Linked DNA regions of Homo sapiens: region 2 is linked to region 1. A link is a contact called in ENCODE Hi-C or POLR2A ChIA-PET data. All regions are on one chromosome and are shown on one strand. Each heading gives the region's core, a stretch centred on a gene start or an enhancer-like site at or near the end of the contact. The rest is flanking DNA. Distances are from core to core; before and after follow the strand shown. Region 1 overlaps MBTPS1 (membrane bound transcription factor peptidase, site 1). Region 2 overlaps COTL1 (coactosin like F-actin binding protein 1).

What was found. A loop is a pair of places that touch in the nucleus more often than their neighbours do. ChIA-PET counts read pairs that join two places held with the same protein, here RNA polymerase II (POLR2A). Pooled maps may share reads with other maps.
Region 2: a map with no recorded cell type shows a loop between it and region 1 (5-fold over the local background). The contact joins two enhancer-like sites. A Hi-C loop is called at or near these places in 5 of 37 single-sample maps with no recorded cell type and 4 of 50 pooled maps. POLR2A ChIA-PET finds 5 or more read pairs at or near these places in 2 of 52 experiments (AG04449 and OCI-LY7).

What each region holds. Positions count from the first base shown.
Region 1 is chr16:84,087,587-84,091,659 of GRCh38, reverse strand. MBTPS1 (membrane bound transcription factor peptidase, site 1) reads left to right here. Exons shown (of 23, transcript NM_003791.4): 8 at 718-785. Among named protein-coding and RNA genes, the nearest start is that of MBTPS1, 27 kb to the left of the region's middle. RefSeq lists an enhancer at 1-111. Within about 2 kb of position 2,823, at least 4 of the 41 ENCODE cell types and tissues checked have a DNase peak (open chromatin) inside an H3K27ac peak, as active enhancers do; they include OCI-LY7, where a contact is called at or near this core.
Region 2 is chr16:84,590,458-84,595,625 of GRCh38, reverse strand. The region is part of intron 2 of COTL1 (coactosin like F-actin binding protein 1); the gene reads left to right. Among named protein-coding and RNA genes, the nearest start is that of COTL1, 25 kb to the left of the region's middle. RefSeq lists enhancers at 1,435-1,734, 4,800-5,168. Within about 2 kb of position 1,250, at least 18 of the 41 ENCODE cell types and tissues checked have a DNase peak (open chromatin) inside an H3K27ac peak, as active enhancers do; they include OCI-LY7, where a contact is called at or near this core.

The sequences.
Region 1 (4,073 bases), core at 1,574-4,073:
CTAGTGTGTTGGTGGCTTTTCATCCAGGTGGTGACAGCTTTGTGAGAACAGATGGCTAATGACGTGAGCTTCAGTGATTTGCATGTCATAAATTGAGTGGGTTAGAGGCCTCAGAGTAGGTGTTGATAAGGAGCACATGGTGCCTTGCTGATTTTTTTTTTTTTTTTTTTTTTGAGATGGAGTTTTATTCTTGTTGGCCAGGCTGGAGTACAATGGCACAGTCTTGGCTCACTGCAACCTCCGCCTCCCAGGTTCAAGCGGTTCTCCTGCCTCAGCCTCCCAAGTAGCCGGGATTACAGGTGCACACCACCATGCCCGGCTAATTTTGCTATTTTTAGTAGAGACGGGGTTTCACCGAATTGGCCAGGCTGGTCTCCAACTCCTGACCTCAGGTGATCCACCCACCTCAGCCTTTCAAAGTGCTGGGATTACAGGCGTGAGCCACCATGCCCTGCCAATTCTTTCTTACCTAAACATGCAATTCGTGTTTTCCTCAAAGTGACTAGAAAGTCAGCATCTGCTCTGTGCACTGCGTGCTTCTCCGTCCCGGGTGGTATCCTCTAAAAATGCAAGTTGCCAGCACATCCGCCTTTATAATGGGCCAGTGCTGCTTTTTTAGAACTGTTTTTAGACGTTGTGTATGGTTTTTTTTTTTTTTTTGACAGTTATATGTTTAATGAAAGGGATACTTTCATTAAATAAATGCTCCTTTTGTAGGTGTGGGAATTAACAGCTAACAATGTAATCATGGTTTCTGCTATTGGCAATGACGGACCTCTTTATGGGTAAGTAGCCCCAGCAGGGATGACCTCGGGGATTTTTTCCCCCTTAAATAACTGAAAAATTGTTATCTGTTTGTGTATCTACCTATGGTTACTTGTTTATGTCTGTCTAAAACTTGTCTTAAGGATGTTTTCCTCATGTAAAAAAATACTATAGGATGTAGATGAACACCCAGGTACTCACCACTCACCTCAGCAGTTGTCACCTCAAGGCCGGTCTTCCTTCTATTTATATATTTTTAAAATTTTGTTACAAATAGTAATTTAGAGGCCTAAAGTTTTTATTCTAACTACTTTTTTTCCCCAAAAATCAATCAGAAAAGTGAATCTATTAGGGATTCTGCAGTGTTGATGAGATCTGTGTGCAAAGCATCCGGGTAAAGAGGCAAACGGAAGAGGTTTCTGCCTCTCTCTGAAAGAGCAGGTGCGAGCACAGTGACACTCATTCACAGGGGAAGTGCTGGCGGGCCTAACGGCAACATGGCCGGTGCTTTGGGAGTTGATGAGAGGGATCATTTAGGAGGGAGGCAGGGAGGACAGTGTCACAGGGGGGCCTTTGTGCTAAACTTAAGCAGCGTGAGATGCGAAACATTTGCCACTGAATCCCAGCCAGTACGCTCCTGTCTGGTTAGAGGTCTCAGTTTTCTTTCCACCAGCAGCTTCATTTTATTCTCTAGATAATGTTTATAAGTCATTTCTTGTGCTCGAAGTTTCTGTAGGATGCTTTACACAAATCCAGGGCATAAGACAAGGTGAAGCTATGTGAAGTTCATGTTTGCATATCAGAAAACGTGAATATTGGCATTCATAGGACTCTAGCCTAATAGTTGAGTAAATGATCGTGAACCTTGTTAGAGGTCCAGGGTTCTGGATTTTGCTGTCGCATCAGTGATACGTATCATGAGCCATAGATGTAAGTGGCATGAACATACCCTCGCTATAGCTCTGCCATGACAAACACCAGTTATTAAGTCATCTCGTCAGGTGTTCTTGTCTCCCTTTTAAATGTTCCTCCCATTTCTGATGTCCCCACTCAAGGCTGGCACTCATCGGTTCAGAGTCACCAGGTGTCAGTGTTTCCTAGCCTGTTTTCCAATCTTGAGTCTTTTCCCACCCCAGCTCTTCCAGCATGGACATGGGTGAAACTAGGTGTGGAAGCAGACAGGTCCGACCTGCCACTTACGGCTGAGGCACCGTCACTTCTCTGAGCCTCAGCTCCCTCACCTGTGATGGGAGTAGAGAGCAGCCTGCAGAGTACCTATGAGACTGAAATCAGACAGCAGGGGGAGAGCACCATGAATGCTGATGATGCTCTTTGAATGGAAGCTGCTCTTTTTCTTTTTTGTGCGTATTTCTACTGTTCAAACATATATTGTAGCAGTTTTCTAATCAAGAATCTGCAGCAGTTTATTATTGCCTAATAGATGAAATCCACATTTTTCTTTTGTTTTTCAAGGTCTTCAGTATTCTAGGCTGAATTGCAAACTTTTTCTGTAAAGGGTCAGATAATAAATATTTTAGGCGTTATTGTGTGAAAGCAGCTGCGGGTGATATATGTGTAAATGAACATGACTGTGTTCCAGGAACGCTGTATTTGCAAAAACAGGTGTGGGCCTGGTTTGGCCCATGGGCCGTAGTTGGCCAACTCCAGCCACAATCTCAGTTCACCTTGATCTTCCACTTCCCCATGTACACCTTCCTGGAATGAGTGTCCTCCTTCTGTTTCTCTCAGGTCTTCCGCACCCCATCCCTCTGCCCATCCTCCTGGCCATACCTGTCTGGATTCCCAGCTCTTTCGCATGCTGTTCGGACTGTTTTGTCACACGCTGGCTGCCGTTCTGAAACCCTGTGGCTTTTGTGGGTGGTTGCACTCCGTAGCTTCTTACCAGAGTTGTGAGTTTATGGTGTGTTGAAGGAGCAGAGCCTTGCCAGGAAGGCCCCATCTCCACCTTGTGTGTACGCTCATGCTGCCTCACACAGACCTGGCCACCTGCTGGCTGTTGAAGTGACAGAACGTGGCATGTGATCACGGCAGCCCAGCTTGTGGTGGGTGTGGTTTTTTCTGCTTGGGCATCTGGTGGGACTGCTTCCAGGGCTGGTCTGAGGACAGTAACATGCATACGTCAGCCCCTCTGGGAATGAGGCACACATCCTCCGGTCCCCTTTGCTGTGGTCTCTTTGTCTGGGTCCTGTGCCCTTGGTGCTCCTAGACTCTGTGGTGCCAGCAAGCCTGCAGCCTCACGTCCCTCCTTTTCAATACCAGCAATGATTTCTTGATGCGTTCCCTTATTTTTTAAGGGTTTAAAGTACACTAAGCATTATAGGGCTTAGCAGGTAGAGGAGGGTGGGAAGGTGGTATTTTTTTGGTCAACTTCAGTGGGAGTTTCTGTCAGTGACTTCTGTACCAGCCTCTGCTCCTTGAGTTCCTGGGAATGTGTAAACATCTAGCATCAGTCATCAGAAAATCATTATTCGTTCCTCTGAATGACCAGCTGGTAGGATATTGGTGGCCAGTGGGCTGAGGAGGCAGTACCACTTTTTCTCGGTGTGTTGGGAATTGTCAGTTAAAAACACACTCTAGAAGGAGAACTTCATGCTGCTATTATCTCTTAAGCCACTTGGAATCAGTTGTATGTAGTTGTTGATTTGTCAAAGAGTTCATTTTTTTTGGTAGTGGAGCCATAATAAAGCTTAGCAATGCAGTTTTATAACTGAGTGTCTCATATTTTCAAATGGTTCATCTTTATCTTGACTTTACGGTTTACACATTTTTGCCATTATTTATTTCACTATAATTTCTTTGCAGATCTAGTGCACTTAAGGTATTGGAGAGACTCTAAGGAGCTCAAGATTACAGAGTAATGATAGTCCTTCTACAGTTCCCTATGAGGAGGGTAGAACACCACCACAGGTCAATCGAAAACTTACCACTTCCTGACCTTGGCAGATGTAAATGTGTGGTTATGGTTTCTTCCAGGAGAAGTGTGTGATTTAGCTGGGGAGTTAAGATGAATGTGCTGGGAACAATTTGAAAGTGATGTGAGAATGTGTCGTTAGGTGATAAATTGTGATTGTGTTAAGTGTTGTGAGGTTCAAGGCAAGTACAGATGCTTAAGGCTTGGATTGCTGGAGGGAAAACGTGAGCCTTGAGCCCCAGTGTGCCAAGTTGACAGGGAGGAGAAGAAAGGAGGGGCGTTGCAGGTGAGAGGGCGTAATGTGAGCACAGCATGAACGTGGCAGGATCATGCGTTTCACAGGACAGCCGTGAGGAGCTGCACACGTCTTCCCACA
Region 2 (5,168 bases), core at 1-2,500, 510 kb before region 1:
AGGGAGCCTAGGGCTCCCCACTGCTGATGTGGGGCTGTGACTGCCACTGGGGTTTGTGGACCCAATTTGTTCAGAAGAGGGAAAGTAACTAAACCAGGGATGAAGAACTAGCGATTCCCCTTCCACTGCCCAGTGTGAGGTCAAAAGGGACCGAGAACCTCCTTCAGGGTGAGCAGGGTTGGGGAGAGGCCTCCAGTCTGCCGGGCAGCTGCAAAAACGGTGCGCAGACCAACAGGTTTTCCGTCTCCGACTCAGCTGACCCGTCACTGTCGTGCCAGATCTCTAGCAGCAAACATTTGTAAGCATAACGTGACTCGGATTTTCAAAAACAGGCCTGTCAGCAATCTTGTTGACCAAACCATTGTCGGATAAGCACGCAGCAGTCACCTAGCAAACCACGTCCCTCTTTACCCCGCTCCCCCACGATCATTTAAATGACATCAGGCTGTGGTTCTGGAAGGTTCCCAGTGTCCTTGGGGTTGTGGGTGTAACTTACTTATTGTACATCTATCTTGTGCCAGGCCCTGGGCTGGTACTTGGGACACAGGGACAATGCCTGTGGTTCTTCAACAAGAATCTGTGACCCTCCGGGGGCAAAGGGTGTTGCCCAAGGTAGACCTGGGGAGGTCTGAAAGAGGGGAAGGGTGGATGTGGAGGGTTGGAGGTGCGCAGAGCATGGCCGGCATGTGGAGGCACTTGGCAGCCAGCAGAGAGGGCAGACGCTGGAAAAGCCATGGAGCTCCGCAGAGGAGCCAGCCAGAGCCGTGGGAGGGGGCGACACTGAGAAGAGAGAGAGGCTGGGAGAGCTGGCTCAGCCCGAAGCCTTGGCCATGGGCTGAACACATGGTTGAGGTCCCCAAAAACTGCGTTGGCCCAAAGCAGGGCTGGTAACTTACCTCCATGGAGGCTTGGGCCAGGGATGGGTAGTTTGGATCCAAGTCCGGGCTGACCAATGTGGAAATGGGAACCCGAGAGCGGTTACCATGGAAACACACTCACCGTGTTCTTTTGCTTGTGAAATGCAGTCGGAGGCGGATGTTCAGCCCCTCCTCCCCCTCAGGTCAAGGCTGCCATTTAATTAAGCACTTTGGTGTTGATGCTCTGACGACACTCCTCAAAACAGAGCCCTGGCTTCCCAGACACCACGGGGACTGCTGAGAAATGCTCTCGAGCTAAAGCGCTGCTCCCCCACACTCCAAGTCTGCACCAGCCGCCTGTGGCTGCGCACTTTGCACCTTACAAGTGAGGAACTGCCATCTCTTGCACCAGTCTCGTTTCCTGTGCGCTGTGGCCACCTGGCAGCCCCGCCCTGTGTCAGGAGCTTTAGGTTGGAGGTTCCACCCTGATGGGCTAGGTGGGTTTTGTAGCTTTCACTTTCAGTCATCATGGTCAACTGATAAGGGAGGCGTGAAATCACCCCATTTTGGAAGGATCCCAAATGTCTATCAACTGATGCACTGATAAGCAAAATGTGCTCTCTCCATGCAATGGAGTGCTGTTCAGCCATAAAAGGAATGAAGTGGTGACCCGCACATGCGGCAGCAGGGATGATCCTTGGAGATGTGACGCTGAGTGAAAGCCAGACCGCAGAGGCCACATAGCATATGAGTCCATTTCAATGAAATGTCCAGCACAGGCCAATCCATAGAGACAGAAAGTGGAAGAGTGGCTGCCAGGGCCTGGGGGAATGGGGTGGAGAATGGGGAGTGACTGTTCTTGAGGACGGGAGTTCTCGTTGGAGTGGTGAAATTAGATAGTAGCGATGATGGCACAACATTGTGAGTGTCCTTAAAGCCACTGAATTGGATGCTTTAAAGTGGTTAAAATGGCCGGGCGCGGTGGCTCACGCTTGTAATCCCAGCACTTTGGGAGGCCGAGGTGGGCGGATCACGAGGTCAGGAGATCAAGACCACGGTGAAACCCCGTCTCTACTAAAAATACAAAAAATTAGCCGGGCGTGGTGGCGGGCGCCTGTAGTCCCAGCTACTCGGGGGGCTGAGGCAGGAGAATGGTGTGAACCCGGGAGGCGGAGCTTGCAGTGAGCCGAGATCGCGCCACTGCACTCCAGCCTGGGCGACGGAGCGAGACTCCCTTCTCAAAAAAAAAAAAAGTGGTTAAAATGGTGAATTTTGTTATGTGACTTTTATCTCAATAAAGAAAAGAACGTGTTTTACAGGTGAGGCAGCCCAGGCTGATGTTTGGGAATTCAGGCACAGTCCCCGGGGCATGGGAGGTGGGGCCCTCACCCCTCGGGGTCTCCTGTGCCCTGGACTCCTCTGTCCTCACCTTCTCACATCCAGTTGGTCACCAGGCCCTGTGGATTCACCTGCGCAGTGTCCCTGAGACCATCCTTCCTTCTATCCCTGCTGCGTTGTTACCTACTGACCCCCAGATAGCCATGGCCTGGTGGGGCATTTCCCTGGAGAAAGGGGGCTGAGCACACACACCCAAGGTGTCCAGGCCCTTGGCTCTGGCCTCGTGTTGAGAGTCTGGCCACATCACGTGGCCTCTGAGCCTCCAGCCCTTATCAATGAAGGTGATTTGGATGTTGATGATGAAAGTGGCCATGACGTCTCTACCTCATCTGCCTCCCAGCGTTGTTACAAAGACCAAATGAGATGAAATAGAAGCATGTTTTGTAAACTGAAAAGTGGTGTGCCAATGTGAGTGGTGATGACGATCAGTTTCCTTTAAGAAGTAAGTGTTGTGGAGTCCCTGACCCTGGACTGCAGCTAGGATCACGCATTCATGGTCTGCTGAGAGCTGCGTGTTCCTTAGCTCCCGGGGACAAATGGATGACCCGTTAGACCACCCGGCTTCTTGTTGAAGGCGAACGTGCTGGTTACCCCCTCCGGTTTTGAGATAATCACCAGGAAGTGAGCTTGTCAGCTGCAGGCCAGTATCTCCTGTAGACAGGTGGTTTGTGTCCTTGGGTCTTGGTGCTAACCTACATGCTTCGTGCGGGACTCTGCAGGGACGTACTTAGATTCTAGGAAGAAACGCAGATTGATTTTTTTTTTTTTTTTTAACTCAGTGTGATCCTTTGACCAGTAGCATCAGCATCACTGGGAAGCTTCTTAGAAGCGTAGACCCCAGAGCTGTTTAATCAGAAGCTGCGTTTAAGATTTCCCCAGTGATTCAAATCCACACAATGTTTGAGAAGCAAACATATCGCTCTACGATATCATTAGGTGCCTGAGAAACCCTCACACCAGCAACTAAACGCCCTGAGAGAGCATCAGTTTATGCAAGTGGCTAATACAAGGTGAATGACTCCAAACCAGTGGCATCCCTATGTGCCAGCAACCACCACTTAGGAATTGTAATGAGATCTTGGTGATAATGGCAGTTAAAATATGAACTGTTTGTGAAGTAAGCTGAATAAGGATATGTGATCCCCTCAAGAGGCACAGAACTTTGTTGGAAAACACAAAAGGGGTCCCAATTAAATGGGGACACCAACGGTTTACAGCAGAGGTTCTCAACTGGGGGTGTTCTGCCCCCTTTGGAGGACATCTGCAATGTATGGAGGCATTTTTGTTTGTCATAACTGGTGGGGCCAGGTGAGGGGTGCTGCTCAGCACCCTGCAATTTACGGGATGGTTCCTACCAGAGAGAATGATCTGGCCCCAGATGCCAGTTGAGCTGATGTTGAACAATTTTGGTTTATCCTAGTGGGGTACACATGCACCCGCATGCACACGCACACACATGCAATGCACACATACACATGCACGCACATATTTTTATTTTATTTTATTTTATTTTATTTTATTTTATTTTATTTTATTTTATTTTATTTGAGACAGGGTCTCAGTTGGCCACCCAGGCTGGAGTACAGTGGCGTAATCTCTACTCAACTGCAGTCTCAACCTCCTGGGCTCAAGTGATCCTCCCACCTTAGCCTCCCTGGTAGCTGGGACTACAGGTGCCTGCCACCGTGCCCAGCTAATTTTTTGGTTTTTTTTTTTTTTTTTTTTTTTTTTTTTTTAGAGAGGTGATTTCTCCATGTTGCCCAGGTTGGTCTCAAGCTCTTGGGCTGAAGTGATCCTCCCACCTTTGCCTCCCAAAGTGCTGGGATTACAGGGGTGAGCCACCATACCTGGCCAATACACACATCACTTTAAAAATTCAAAAAATCAGGCTGGGCGCGGTGGCTCACGCCTGTAATCCCAGCACTTTGGGAGGCTGAGGCGGGTGGAATACAAGGTCAGGAGATCAAGATTCATCCTGGCTAACACAGTGAAACCCCATCTCTACTAAAAATACAAAAAATTAGCCAGGTGTGGTGGTGGGCGCCTGTAGTCCCAGCTACTCGGGAGGCTGAGGCAGGAGAATGGTGTGAACCCTAGAGGCCAAGCTTGCAGTGAGTCGAGATCGCGCCACTGCACTTCAGCCTGGGCGACAGAGCGAGACTCTGTCTCAAAAAAAAAAAAAAAAATTCCAGAATATCAAATGATATTTTGATAATACAGAGCAGTGGAGGGTGGGGGAACTTAGCATAGTGGATTGTGAAACAAATTTTAAAGTCATGATAATAAAAACAGTGTGGCATTGAAATAAAACTTAATGTGGATCAATGGAACAAAATAGCCCTCAAAGCCATTTTAATAAAAATGACTATATAAGATAGAACAAGCATAACACAGCCAATGGAAATGTGTTCAGAATTCATTGTTGACCTAATTGCCCTAGTCATAAGTGAAATATCCTCGGAGCCATATCCCGGGCCAAATTAAGAGCCATTTTCTTTGTTTCCTCTTCATACCCAGCACCCCCCTTGCCCCTCCTGTCTCTCTACAGTGTAGAGTCTCATTCCAAACTGCAAAGATTGAGGCAAAAAGAGTTGATGAATTTCTGGTCTACAAAGAGGATGAATTTCTGGTCCCTAAATAAGATCCATAATTTGAGCCTTTTTAAATTTTTATTTTTAAATTTTTTTTGGCTGGGCCCTGGCACTGCTGGCGGCACCCACATCTGTGCAATGGGCCCACCCAGACTTTGAGCCTTGATTGTAGGAAGGCTGTAGGCGTTGCAGCCAGAAAGGCCTGGGTTTAAATCCCAGCATGACCTTGAATTCCCTCACAACCTTGAAAGTGCCATGTGACTTCTCTGAATCTCCATTTCCCATCTGTGAAATGGGCATGAAGCCTGCAGCACTGTTGCCA